Regions from separate parts of the Homo sapiens genome. Here region 2 is linked to region 1. The links are chromatin contacts, found by Hi-C or POLR2A ChIA-PET in ENCODE. All regions are on one chromosome and are shown on one strand. Each heading gives the region's core, a stretch centred on a gene start or an enhancer-like site at or near the end of the contact. The rest is flanking DNA. Distances are from core to core; before and after follow the strand shown.

Region 1 (6,937 bases), core at 2,900-5,399:
CGGCTGGACTCAGGCAAAGCTTTTCTCACCCACAGTGTGCAAAGGAGGTGGGTGCTAAACTGAAGGCCTGGGAGAAAGCGCACCCGGATGGATGGGAAGCCGAGAGCTCCACTTCCGACCTGCCTCGTGCCCCCCATGACAGTGCCTCAAACAATGGGTGCCACCAACCCCAGTGCCAGGCCACCCGTTCTCTCCCTTGGGCTCTGCTCTGGAATTTTAAACACACAACCAACTGCTTCTCAAACCTTGGGCTGAGACCAGACTGGCCAGGCAGCGACAGTACCACAGCAAATCTTACTATAGGAAGAGGAAAGGAAAAAGGAGGACCTCCCCCCTTATGGCAGCAAAGTCCTTCCTCGTCTTGTGTACTGGAGGCCACGGGGGTACGAGATGACCTTGATGCTCACCACTGACCATTCTGGGCGTCAAGAATAGGAGTGGTTCTAGGGGCAAATTCTGGAAAGGTTTAAGAAAGCGGATCCATTTTTCCTTCTCCTTCAGCTCAGGGGATTCGCGTTCCCTTGTATGAAGAAAAACATGGTGAACAGGGTGAATTTTTACCCAGAAAGCTGAGCCTTCACATTCTCCCAAATGACCTCTTATTTTATGAAAACCTAGTGGCCACTTAAAAATACGCTCTTACCTAACGAGGAAGCAATGGCTTCAATTTGAGACTTCTCTAGGATCTCAACTTCAGTGCTTTTCACCTTAATTCTGCAGAGACAAAATCGACGTTACACACCACCAGCCAACGCCGCCAAGACATTTTCAAACATGTTTTCCTTTAGATAACAAAAGAATTATTTTCATTTTCCTCCTCAACCTTCCACTTAAACCAAAAGTCACAGCCAACTAGGAATTCATCTGCCTGAGGTTACAGGCAGCAAGAACCCTGGTGAATGGTTTTTTTTTTTTTTTCCTTTTAAGACAGAAAAGGTTGGCTGGATTTAAAAGCAAAAATGAATTCAAATTGTGACTTTTATGAAGCAAATCCTACTTTCAACTGCACAAATCACTCCTTTGTTAGATTTTCAGAGTAGATGGTAATGTCACTAAAAGCTGTTTACAGCCCAGCAGGTGTGTTTTGGTTTAAAAGGATGTGCTTTCCTTTTAAACTCGAGTATTCAATTACCTTCCCAGCCGCAGGGAAAGTGTGAGCTAGGGACCAAGCGAGCTTCAGAGGCAGCTCTGAAGATGCAGGCAGGAGGGAGTGGGGCAGGGGGAGCTCCACAAGGAAGAGCAACAGGGGAGCCAATGCCTTGGACTACGCGGGATCAGTCTCCTTGCTCTCTTCAGAACTGGGAATTCTCACGACAGATGCACCCTCGCCAATCACGCAGGACTGACCGGGGCGTCGGAATCGCCGTCATTCTAGATGATCTACACCTTCCCGGTGCCAGACGCGCCCTCGCCACAATCACGCAGGACTGACTGGGGCGTCGGAATTGCTGTCATTCTAGACAATCTACACCTTTCCCAGTGCCAGACACTCACGGAGCAGAACAATGTGCCGCCTGGTCATCAGTTATTTGCCTTTTGAACGTTAAACGCTGGTTTAGAGTGACAGGCTCAAAAACCAAATATTTCAAAATTGATGGGCCTGTCACAGACGTTTCTGAAAAAAGACACACAGATCTCTGGGAAGGAAACATCCCTATTTTCCTGGCATGGCACTGATTAAGAAACAGTCAAAAAAAAAAAAAAAAAAGGAAATATCCCTATTTTAACCACAAATAGGGTCTACCCTGAGTATAATTTACATGTATTCAGTGTTTGTACCAATCTCTCCATAGATCTCACAGAATGCCTCGTTTGGATCTTCAGCTTCCAAACTGACATAAAATCAAACTAGTTGCTTTCTCATGAGGTTATTATGAGCATTAATGAATTACACAAATGGTGAATAAGCCCATTAAGAGTGGGCTGGGCTTCAACTGTTTTGGGGGAGTAGGGGATTGAAGTATCAGAAATCTACACGGGAAAAAACAGTATTAAAACAACACAACACTTAACTTTTCCTCTAGAGAGAGGATTTGCACAGCTAGAAAATATTCCTTTCTTCTCTTATTTTTTGTTGAAGTCGCGGTTCGGGCCAAAACCTACATTTAAAACAAAAGAAAATCCTTGTTATTACAACAGCTGACAGTGAGAAACAGTGGCAAACTTTAGCACAAATGCAGCAGGTAATCCTGAAGGCCTATAACCATGGGATTTCAGATATTTGGTCCAATCCCCATTGTTTCACAGATGGGGAAACTGAGGCATGAGAGGCCAGTGGCAGACAAAGACAAGGACCTGGGCTTTTGCATTGCAGCTGAGCACTGTCTACTGAATTGCTGGAAAGCATTCCCTGAACACGACCATAATTTACTATCACAGGGCTGCTTGCCAGATCTTTCCTTGAGTTACAGCCTTACATGCCTTTTTACAGCTGATTCTTTTTTTTTTTTTAGTGTGAAAAAAAAAAGACATTTCTGGAAGTGTAACCTTGGAAGCACTAGACCAAAACCCCATTAAATGGGGAACGAGAATCAGTGCCAACCGTGTTCTGGCTCAATTATTTCACTGAAGCAAATCCTAGGTATCTCCTGATCAAGATTTTACTTGTCACCCGAAAGTCATTTCTAAGTCCTGAAGTTACAGAATAATGGCTGTCACCTTCGCAGGCCATAATCGCTTTTCCCATCGGCAGAGGACATACTTGGCATCCGCCATCATTTACACTCATGTGGCAAGTGGCAATGATTTGGCACAACGTACTCCCAGGTCTCACGCCAATGTGTCCTGGAACGAAATTTGCACGGTGGTTTATACAACTGTTTGCTGGCGATGTTAACGCAGACACAGCCCTCAGGGGCAAAGGTTAGCTCGACTTAGCCTCAAGTAGATGGTTTAATTCCACAATCTTGCATTGAGATGCTCAATGCCAAAAAGCAGACTGACAAACAGAAACGACGGGGCTCGGTATCCAGGGAGGCGCCTGCATTTTTTCATAAATAAAATACAGCACAGTCCCTCCCAAAGGTTCTATCTAGATCAGTTTTAAAAGGCTCCTGAATAAATCATCTCCGTGCGGAAGACCTGCCTCCGACCTCGGCAGGAGAGGCATTTTACACAATCAAAGCTCACAACCCTCCCCAATTTGGGGAGTTAACAGTTGACCACAGCACACACACAAAAATAAGAGCGGAAAAACGACTGCTCTTTTGGCTGCCATGTCCCTGAAAGAACGGGGACAGCTGCAGACCGTTCACAGCATCAATGGGAAGGACTGGCTTGGCTGTTGACAGAAATGAAAAGGAGGTTTGGGGGTGGGGGTGGAATTTAGCAACAACGGAGGGGGGCGTCCCCGCAGCAGGGAAGAGGAGGTTCCCAGCAGAGGTAGGGGTGGCGTTTCCAGCAAGAGAGGGGATCACAGCAGCAGCAGAAGTAGGGGTCCAGGCAGCAGGGACAAGATTTCATGGCGGAGGAAGGGTTGCGGCTTGCAGGAACGGGGGATTCAGGCAACAGAGAAGGGGGTCACAGCAGAAGCGGGGGGGCTCAGGGAGCAAGAACGAGGGCTCACGGAGGAGGTGGAGCGGAGGGTCCAGGTGGCAGGGATGGGGGATTTCACGGTTGGGGGTGGGGAATCCAGGGAAGCAGATGGGGGTCCAGGCAAGAGATGGGGTTCACGGCAGACGTGAGGGGGATCCAGGGAAGGAGATAGGGGTCCAGGCAGCAAGGATGGGGGAGCGGGTCCAAGCAAGAGATGGGGTCCGGGCGGCAGGGACGGGAAAAGGAGTCCAGGCAAAGTGAGGGGCCCACGGCGCCAGGGGCGGAAAAGGGGGTCCGGGCAGAGTGGGGGACCCACGGCGGTAGGGACCGGGCGCTCCCGGAGGAGTCTCTAGGCCGGGGCCCCCCCTCCCCCCAGGCCCGGCCTCCTCGCCTCAGCCCCGCCCGGCGGAACCGAGGGGACGCATCCCGCGGGCTCACCGGGCCCCCGGCTTTCCCCAGCGCGGCGCCCCAAGCCCGGGCAAGGAGGCCGCAGCGGCCGCAACAGCGGAGGACCCGCCCGCCAACCGCTGCCGTCCGCGCCGCCCGCGCTCACCGCCTCCGCCACCGCCGCCGCCGCCGCCGCCGCCGCTCCCCGCGGGGCCGGGGGCGGGGCTTGCCTCGCGGCGGCGCCAAGCTCCGCCCCCTTCCGCCCGCTGCCCAATGGGACGCGCGCGCTCCCAAGGAGCGCCGGCCTCGCCCTCTCCGGCGTCCACGGCCGCGCGCCGGCCCCGCCCCTTCCGCCGCGCGTCTACCCCTTTTTCCCGGGAGTGCTGCCTGAGGAGACCGGTTGGCGGGGCATGTGTGGCCGCTCCCGGGCGCCGCCCTCCCGCGCTCCCGGCCCTTTGTCCTGCAGTCAGACCCCGGACACCGCCCTCGCGGGTCTCGGTGGGAAAACAGGCTCCCCCGCCCGCGGCGATCCCTGAGAGAACCTTCCAGAACTTTCGAGAATCTTCCAGGTCCTACGGCACCTCCCAGCCCGGGAGCTGCGCGCCACGGACCCAATTCCAGCAGATCCCAACCGATCCCAAAGCCAGGCATCCCCGCAAAGGCGTCATAAGCTTCTGAACTAGAGCAGGACCCACCTTGGGAGGGTCCCAAGACCCCGGGGGGCACCGGAAACAGCCGCGGGTGGCGGGAGCCCCGGAGCGGTCGCTCCATCAGTGTCAGGCCTTTCCCTGAGCGGTTTTTGATTTTTTTTCAGACGGAGTCTCGCTCTGTCACCCAGGCTGGAGTGCAGTGGCGCGAGCTCAGCTCACTGCAGCCTCCTCCTGCTGGGATTACAGGTGCGCGCCACCCCACCCGGCTAATTTTTGTATTTTTAGTAGAGAATACTAAATGTTGATCAGGCTGCTCTCAAGCTCCTGACCTCAGGTGATCGGCCTGCCTCGGCCTCCCAAAGTATTGGGATTACAGGCCTGAGCCACCTCGCCAGCCCCCACAGTTCTTTAAAAGCAAAGGAGGCCGAATTGGCAGATCCTTTAAGCCCAAGGATTGGAGACCAGCCTGGGCAACATGGCGAGACCCCATCTCTATAAAAAAGATACAGGCTCACTCCTGTAATCCCAGCAGGAGGCCGAGGCGGGCAGATCACATGAGGTCAGGAGATCGAGACCAGCATTGCCAACATGGTGAAACCCCGTCTTTACTACAAATAGAAAAATTAGCCGGGCGTGGTGGCGATGCCTGTAATCCCAACTATTCAGGAGGCTGAGGCAGGAGAATCGCTTGAACCCGGGAGGCGGAACTTGCAGTAAGGGGAGATCGCGCCACTGCACTCCAGCCTGGGCAACAGAGTGGGACTTCGTCTCAAAAAAGGAAAAAATTAAAAGACTTACAGCAGCATTCGTCACGCACTGGCCCCGACTCTTCAAGGGGAAGGGGCGACAGCAAAGCCGGCTCTAACTTCTTTTTCCTTCTCACATTTGCGGGAATAGAAGGTTTGTGTCTTCGGTCGATCCCAGCAACCTCAGCGACTGATTTTTTTTCCTTTATCAAGTTGAGAATGTTCACCTTTCACTTGTTTTTTATTTTTATTTACATTTTTGAGTCGAAGTTTGGCTCTGTGGCCCAGGCTGGAGTGCAGCGGCCCAGTCATAGCTCACTGCAGCCTCAACCTCCCAGGCTCAAATGATCCTTCCACCTTAGCCTCCGGAGTAGCTGGGACCACAGTGCGCACCACCATGGCTGGCTAAGATTTTTATTTTTTGTAGAGAGAGGGTCTTGCTATGCTGGCCAGGCTGGTTTCGACCTTTTGGGCTCAAGTGATCCTCCCACCTCGGCTCCCCAAAGTGCTGGGATCACAGGTAGGATCCACCTTGCTCAGCCGTCTCAGTTTGTCTATAAAATGGGGGTGGTGGTCTGTGGGTGGTTGGCAAGAACTATGTCTCTGATATCCTCTCACGTTAAATCTGAGCTGGCGGTGGCTCAGGCCTGTAATCCCAGCACTTTGGGAGGTCAAGGCAGACATATCGCCTGAGGTCAGGAGTTCGAGACCAGCCTGGCCAATATAGAGAAACCCCCATCGCTACTAAAAATACAAAAATTGGCTGAGCGTGGTAGTGTGCACCTGTAATCCCAGCTATTTGGGAGGCTGAGGCAAGAAAATCTCTTGAACCCAGGAGGCGGAGGTTGCAGTGAGCTGAGATCGCGTCAGTGTACTCCAATGTGGGTGACAGAGCAAGACTGACTCTGTCTCAAAAAGAAAAAAGAAAAAATCCTGGGCTGGCGTGTGACCTGCTTCAGCCCAGGGAATACAGCAGAAGGGGTGCTGTGCCAGATCCAAGCCTCTGCCTCAGGAGGAGTGGGGCCCAGTGCGGTGGCTCCCGCCTGTGCTTTGGGAGGTGCTTTGGGAGGCTGAGATGGGAGGATCACATGAGCCCAGGAGTTGGAGACAGGCCTGGGCAACATAGTGAGACCCTGCCTGTACAAAAACAAAAAAGAATTAGCCAGGCATGGTGATGCACACCTGTAGTCCCAGCTACCCAGGAGGCTGAGGCAGGAGGATTGCGTGAGTCTGGGAGGTCGAGGCTGCAGTGAACCGTGATTGCACCACTGCACTCCACATGACAAAGCAAGACCCTGTCTCAAAAACAAAACAAAACAAAACACAGCGTGGCAACAGCTCACGCCTGTAATCCCAACACTTTGGGAGGCCAAGATGGGAGGATTCCTTGAGCCCAGGAGTTCAAAGCTCCTATGAGCTCAAATGAGGTATATTTTTTTAATTTGTTTTAGAGACAGAGTCTTGCTCTTGTTGCCCAGGCTGGAGTGCACTGGTGCAATCTCGGCTCGCTGCAACCTATACCTCCCAGGTTCAAGCCATTCTCCTGCCTCAGCCTCCCCAGTAGCTGGGATTACAGGCACACGCCACCACACCCGCCTACTTTTTGTATTTTTAGTAGAG
Region 2 (6,937 bases), core at 2,458-4,957, 79 kb after region 1:
GCACCAGCTGCAGAGACATGGCTGCATTTATTGTTCCCAGCCCGGCGAGAAGGTGTTCCCAGAAAGGTTCCTTGGGTCACCTGCCCACCCAGCCTTGGCTCTGGGCTGCCATGTCCCCACGGGGGCAGGAGAGAGGCACAAGTCACAGTCAGGCAAGGGAGCCTCAGCGTCCTGGGCGGTGGCTGTTGGGGTCCCTCCAGTCTTCACCTGGGACCCTCGGCCAGGCTGGGACAGCATCCAGGAGGCGAGGCTGCATGGTCCAGCGGTGGGTGCAGGTGGCAACAGGTCGGCGGGCTGTGCAGGTTCCAAAAGGAGCTCTCGGGTTGGCACTGGGTGAGACCAGCCCCGGGGCCAGCAGGGGAATGAGCGGTGGAGCAGGGGGTTGCTGGGCACTGGGGTGGGCCCCATCTCCTGTCCTTCCCTCATGGCTGCTGGAAGGGCCGCCTCCCTGGCTCAGCATCTGAAAGCAGGGGGTCAAGGGTGAGAGGGAAGGAGTGAAGGGCCCGCCCTGCCGGGCAGAGGCTCACCCAGGTCAGGCAGGGGCAGGCAGCCTGTCCAGGCCCCTCGGTCTACCAGGGCCCAGCCTCCCCCCACTGGCCTCCCTCCCCGGCCTCCTGGGCCCTGTGCAACTGCCCACTCCGGGGGAAGGGGCCCCCAGCCAGGAGGTAGAAGAAACCTGGGAGGGGTTCCCAGAATGGAGTCAGAGCATGCGGAGGGATCCCAGTGCCTCCCTCCCTGGGGGCTCAAAAAGTCAGAGCTGTCCCCAGAGGCCGCCCAGTCTCCTGGTCTCCCAGCCTCCATGCCTGCCACCCCCCAACAGGCCAAGGTCCCCCCAGCAGCCACACTGCAGCGCAACATACCCATCATTCCCTGCCCAGAACCCTGCTAACCCCTGACAGCTGCCTCGATGCCCAGGCCTACCCCAGTCCCGCCCGGCATCTGCGCAGCCCGGCCGCTCCCTGCTGTTCCCTCGGCCTGAGACACTCTTCCAGAAGCCAGCCCCATTACACCAGGGAGAGGCCCTCCCTGACCCCGCCCGCTCAGAAGCATCCTGCAGTCAGTTCTCCACCTGACTTAGACCTCATCCCTCAGGGAGGGGCCCAGATGGAGCAACCACTACCCTAAGCCCTGCAGCCGCTTTCCTGCCTTAAAAAAGCAAGAAGGCTGACCACGGTGGCTCACACCTGTAATCCCAGCACTTTGGGAGGCCGAAGCGGGCAGATCACCTGAGGTCAGGAGTTCGAGGCCAGCCTGGCCAACATGGTGAAACCCTGTCTCTACTAAAACTACAAAAATTAGCCGGGTGTAGTGGTGAGCACCTTTAATCCCAGCTACTCAGGAGGCTGCGATGGGAGAAATGCTTGAACCTGGGAGGTGGAGGTTGCAGTGAGCAGAGATCGTGCCATTGCACTCCAGCCTGGGCAACAAGAGCGAAACTCCATCTCAAAACAAAACAAAACTTAGGTCAGGTGCGGTGGCTCACACCTGTAATCCCAGCTCTTTGGGAAGCCCAGGCAGATGGATCACCTGAGGTAAGGAGCTGGAACCCAGCCTGGCCAACATGGTGAAACCCCATCTCTATCTACTAAATACAAAAAATTAGCGAGGCGTGGTGGCGGGTGCCTGTAATCCCAGCTACTCGGGAGGCTGTGGCAGGAAAATCGCCTCAATCCCGGAGGCGGAGGTTGCAGTGAGTTGGGATCGCGCCACTCCACCTCAAAAATAAATAAATGACAAACATTTAAGTTTAAAAAAAAAAAGTTGTAAATGGAGGCTGGGAGAAGGGATGAGCCCTGCCCAGTGGGGCCATGGCCTGACTACCGCTGTCAGCTGTGATTGCAGGGACCACTCCATGGCTTGGCCAAGTCCCCAGGGTCCTGCTGAGTCTCCAGCCCAGCCTGCCCACCGAGGCCCCAGAGCTGGGGAAGGGTGCACACCATCTCAGATTCCGGGACTCAAACACCGTCTCCTCGTCGCTGTCCAGCGAGGCCATCTCCGTGGGGTCCTCAGTGTTGGCGAGGAGGCCGTATCGCCTCCGCTGAGGCTTCTTCAACCTGGAAGTAGGTCCAGGCATAGTCAGTGGCCCCTCCCCGCCAACCCTGCCTCCTCCTTCCCTCAGGACTCTCATTGCCGTCCTCTACTGGAGCCCCGAGCCCTGCTGCAGACCTCCCTGGTTTTGCTGTGCCTGCTTCTTTCATGTCCTAATCGCCAAGTGATTACCATTCACTCCCATGGCGATGACAGTAAGAAGACATGTGCCCTACCAGGCCCTCCCATCTCCCCTGCGCCAGGACCCCAGGAGAGGCACGCTGATGTCACTCCCATTGCACTGATGAAAAGACTGAGGCTCACACAGGGGTGAGACTTTGCCAAAGACAACAGAATGGAAGCCTGTCTCAGGGCCAAGCCCCTGGTGGCCCCAGCAGCCCGGGAGGCAGGGAGGGCGCGGCATACAGGCAGGGGAGAGCGCGCAGCAGGTGCTTCCACAGGAAGAGGTGTGGAGCACAGGGGAGGCTCTGCACAGGGCCCATAAAAAGCAGCATGGCGGAGTGCAGGTGCTCACATCTATAATGCCAGCACTTTGGGAGGCCAACGAAAAAGGATCACTTGAGCCCAGGAGTTCAGACCAGCGCGGGTAACATGGCGAGACCCCATCGCTACAATAAAAACTTATAAAAAATAAAAAGCGGCTTGACTTTGCCAGGGTGGTGATGGGGAGGGATAAGGTCCTCGCTGTGTCTCTCCCACCCGGGAGAAGCAGCCACACTGGGTAGTCAGGAGCCCAGAGGAGACTGGAGCCACAGGCCAGGGAAGCCGGGGTGGCCTGAACACGCAGAAGCCCCTCCTGCCCAGGGGCTGCCTACAGCTGGAGACCCCCGCGAGGGTCTGGGGACGCAGCTGCACCTCCCGGGCTGTGGGAGCACCCAAGGCGGGCACGTGGCCGACCCTGGCGACGAACCAGCTTCAGTGGGTAGAAGCAGAAAGGAAAATATCGGGACCCCACGGAAAGGCCTGGCGGCAGGCGGGAAGATGAGAACGAGGACGGGCATCCGGCGACAAGGAGCCAAGGAGGCCCCCTCGCCCCGCCAGGGCCTGACCCCTGCCCGGCATGCTCCGGCTTCAGTGGCCCCACCTGGGAAACGGGCAGCGTCACCCCCGAGTTAAGAGGCGGCGCGCTGGGCACCTCCAACCCCAGGCGCAGGCTGGAGAGCGGGTGAGTCCCGTGGCCCCTGCACCGCCCACACCACGTGACGACCCCGCACAGCACCGCCCACGCCCACTCCAACAGGGAGAGAGGGAGGGAGGGAGGGAGGGAGGGGAGGACCCCGCGGCCCGGCACGTGACGCACTAGGCGCGCGCTAATTGGCCAAGGCTGAGAGACGGCGCCCACGTGCGCCTGACGCACCTAAACGCCCGGATCAGGAAGTAGAGCGCGGTCAGGCCGCAGAAGCCCAGGATCACGTAGAAGGAGCGCGTCAGCGCCGAGCCCGACGCCCCCGGCGGACGCGTGTGCGTGCTGTTGTGTGGCGCGCCCGGCTGGCTCCCGTTCGTCACGGCCGGCGGCGGCGACAACGTGACCTGCGCGGGGCGCAGCGGCGAGGCCTCTTCGGCACCGCACGGCAGCGCCGCCAGCAGCAGCGCCAGCAGGAGCAGCAGCAGCGGCGGCTGCAGCACGCGCGGCCCCATGGCCCGGCGGAAGCGGTGGCGGCGCCCCGCCCCTATGCGCGCTGTCAGTCAGGCGCGCGGAGGTGATGCCAGCCAATGGGGCGCGGAGGCGGAGCTTGACGCCGGGCCCCGCCTCCGCCTGGTGAGCCCCGGCGCTACCCACAGTGCCCCGCGCGCCCGCCGCGGAACTTGCTTCGTCGAACCGCTCCAAGGGATCAGGACGGAGGCCCGGAGCCCGCCCGTGGGAGTCCCGGCAAGGCGCAGCCGGCAGAGCCCAGAACTGCCAGCCCAGCGTGGGGGGTCGCGGCTTCCGAGGAAATCGGGCTGGCAGCGGGGAGACGGGGCGGACCCCGACTTCAGGACCTCGGGCCGCTCATTCCCACCCACTTCGGGGCGACCCCCGCCACTCCTGCCCCGGCCTCACGGACACTGAGAACGCGTCGGCCACGTCCAGGGCCCAGGAAGGTGGCGCCCCGCTCCCAAGCCTGCTACAGGGAACCCGGGACTCGGCCCAAGACGGGGCCTGACAGCGGCTGCGCGGCCGCCGCTCCCTCGAAGCCGAGTGCGCCTCAGATCCCGCGAGACTGGAGTCTCCGCGCTGCGAACCCCCTCAGTGGCGAGCCCCCCGCGGTCACTGCTCGGACAATGACCCTTGCAGTCTTCCCTGTCGGGTCCTACTCGTGCGCTGAACCGAGGTCCGCAGGCTTTTCTTCCAGTGGCCCCGCTCCGCCGACAGACCCCCCTGAACCACAGACTCGGCTTTCTGGGTGCACACGTGGCCCTTTATTCGAATCCGACTTTCACAGGGCTCCACATCGTTGTGGGCAAGGACTGGCCGCCCCGTAAGCTGCCGGCGCACCGCAGCCCGTGCTCCAGGAGAGACTCGAGGCCCTGAGCCCGCACCTCACTGGCGAAGCGCCTCCTGGAAGGAGGAGGAAGGGAGGGAGAACAGGCGCGGGCTCCAGGCGGGGGACCCGGCGCTCCCGGGAGGCGCTGCCCTGCACCCAACACACACCGAAAGGCGCCCGCCATGGGGCCATAGGTGCGGGAGAGCAGGACTCACTGAAACGCCCAGGTGCCGCCCGGGACAGGGCTCAGCGCCACATGCCACTCTTCCCGAAAGCACTTACAGGGGACAAGCCTCCTGGGCAAGCGGCTGCCTCCAGCTCTTGTTCCAGGTGAAGTCCCTCCTGGGACAGTGACCCCAGAGGTCATCGCTGCTCTCAGGCCACCCTTCCCCGAGTCCTGGCCGGGCCCCTTCAACCTGCCAAAGCAAAGCAGCGTTACTCCCAACGTCCTCCACAGGGCTCACAGCTGCCCCTCCCGGCCTCCCCGGAAACAGCCACAGCCCCTAGGAAGGTCTCAGGCTAGTCAGGGGGCTGTGACCTCAGGCTCCGTCACAGGCCAGCATGCCCAGGGCGGGTCTGCACCTTGGCGCAGCTGGAGCCAGCTACCCGTATGGGATGGAGCTATGTGGGCCAGTGTGGGCTCTAGAAAAAAACTAATGGCGGCAACAGACATCAGAGAAAGCTAAGTTAAGAGTGTGACTTAAAGAGGTCTGGAAAAGACGGTCAATTGAGCAAAAAATCCAAAAGGCGGGGGCGTTCACTGGTCTTCAATCCTGCTTAAGGGATTTCATCTATGAGCCAGGCATGACTGGGCCCAGGCTGCACCTGGCTGCACGTGGGGAGCGTAATGGCTGGGCCTGACTTTAGTTCCAGCTTAATTGAAAAAAACAAAAACAAAGTTAAAAAAAAAAGGAAAAACAAAAAACAGTCACAGGAACATTCCCCGGGCACATGACTTTCAGTGAGCTCTCAACAAGAGGGATGTGGACACGAGCGGAAGGAGTTACCTCGAATTACAGGGCTATTTCCACATATGAGCTAGCCAAGGGAGCAGCTTGCGTCTCAGAGGGTTCTGTTGGGCGCACAACACTTCTGTCCTCCGAGGGCTGCAGCTTCCATAGGCTAGCAGAGAATGCTCAGAACTCGTGAAGCAACAGCAGAACTAGCTAACCGGCTGGCCGTCTGAGGTCGCCCTGGGATGCCACGTGCCTCTGCTCTCTGGCCTGCTTCTAGACTGAGGCAGTCCAGGTCAGCGTCAGGTGCACGTCCACTGTCCCTGCTAAGCTGCCCGCACAGTCCAGCCCTCTGGCCACCACTGCCAGAAGCCTCCCAGGGCTGCCCTGAGGCCTGAGCTGCCCGCTCCCGTCCCCCGCCTGGCTCCCCTACCCTGACCAGCGCCAGTCTGCTGGGCCTCCCTTTCTAGCTCTGCAGGCCCCAGGGAAGGCTTGCAGACCCGCTGCTTCTCCACCTTCTCTCTCTGCTCAGGTCTGGCTGCAGGAGCCCGCAGCAAGGAGTGTGTGGTGCAATGCAAGGGAATTGTCAGAGCAAGGTTCATTTCACACGGTCTTTTAATCGGCTTCGTAAAGCCAAAGAAAACTGCGTACAAGAATTCCTCAGCCACTGCAAATACAACATCGATGGAGTATGCGTACGTCTTCCAGTAAAAAAGGACAATATAAATAAACATCTTCAAGAACCTCTCAGGGACGTCTGCACGTCTACTGTGGGGCGCACAGCACAGATGGACGCAGGGGCTGGGGCTCCAGGGCAGTTGCTGCCACACCCGCCGGGGTCCTACCACACTACACTCAGAAACGTCACACGGAGTTGGAAAAAAGCCACAGCTTGCTCAGCTTCCGACAAAGAGCGGATTCACAGTCCGTTCGATCTCAGAGAAGTGAGTGGGGCACCCACTTCATGGGGCCAACCCCACTAAAAAAAAAAAGGCAACGCAACCAAAAACTAAAACAAAAACCAAAAACCCACACAACCCCCGATTTTTTTGAAAACTCATGGCTCGTGGTCAAAAAAGTAAATGCTTTTCAAAATGTTTTGAAAACCCTCAAAAAAAAACAGCACTTCCTTAAAAAGAAAAGTCTAGTAACGAGGCCATCCCGGCGTCAGAAGCGGTCAGGCTGGGTTTGACAAGATCAGAACCGAAATGACTACGAAAGTGGGAATACAAGGAGGTGCATTTACTACACATTAACGTTCAGCGAAGCTCCCACAATCTTTAAACACACAGCCATTGGAAGGACGATCTTGAGCAGGAAGGGTTTTTACTCGTTGTGTGTAGCTGAGGACAAGAAGCAGGCACAGTGTAAAGGCACCGAAGCAACAAGAGGCAGCTTCACCCCAGAGGCCAGACCAGGGCGCGGCCTGCGGCCGGGGAGCAACCACCCCCCACAGCCGAGGGAGGCTGG

The links. A loop is a pair of places that touch in the nucleus more often than their neighbours do. ChIA-PET counts read pairs that join two places held with the same protein, here RNA polymerase II (POLR2A). Pooled maps may share reads with other maps.
Region 2: a loop to region 1 is called in a map of thyroid gland, with 8 times the contacts of the local background. The contact joins the promoter of FAM174C here to the promoter of PWWP3A in region 1. A Hi-C loop is called at or near these places in 45 of 168 maps with a recorded cell type or tissue (B cell, CD14-positive monocyte, CD4-positive, alpha-beta T cell and 29 more), 8 of 37 single-sample maps with no recorded cell type and 35 of 50 pooled maps. POLR2A ChIA-PET finds 5 or more read pairs at or near these places in 32 of 52 experiments (A673, AG04449, AG04450 and 26 more).

What each region holds. Positions count from the first base shown.
Region 1 is chr19:1,352,171-1,359,107 of GRCh38, reverse strand. PWWP3A (PWWP domain containing 3A, DNA repair factor) reads right to left here and starts at 4,149. Exons shown (of 14, transcript NM_001369789.1): 1 at 3,973-4,149; 2 at 2,659-2,784; 3 at 2,014-2,099; 4 at 644-714. The coding sequence starts at 2,715. RefSeq lists silencers at 3,941-4,010, 4,071-4,360, 4,245-4,405, 4,391-4,490 and an enhancer at 3,463-4,348.
Region 2 is chr19:1,272,300-1,279,236 of GRCh38, reverse strand. FAM174C (family with sequence similarity 174 member C) reads right to left here and starts at 3,707. Exons shown (of 3, transcript NM_017914.4): 1 at 3,407-3,707; 2 at 1,938-2,054; 3 at 9-460. The coding sequence starts at 3,687. The coding sequence ends at 460. CIRBP (cold inducible RNA binding protein) reads right to left here. Exons shown (of 6, transcript NM_001300829.2): 6 at 4,427-6,937. The coding sequence ends at 6,794. RefSeq lists an enhancer at 2,598-2,677 and silencers at 3,238-3,307, 3,638-4,007, 4,018-4,077, 3,976-4,200, 5,567-5,750.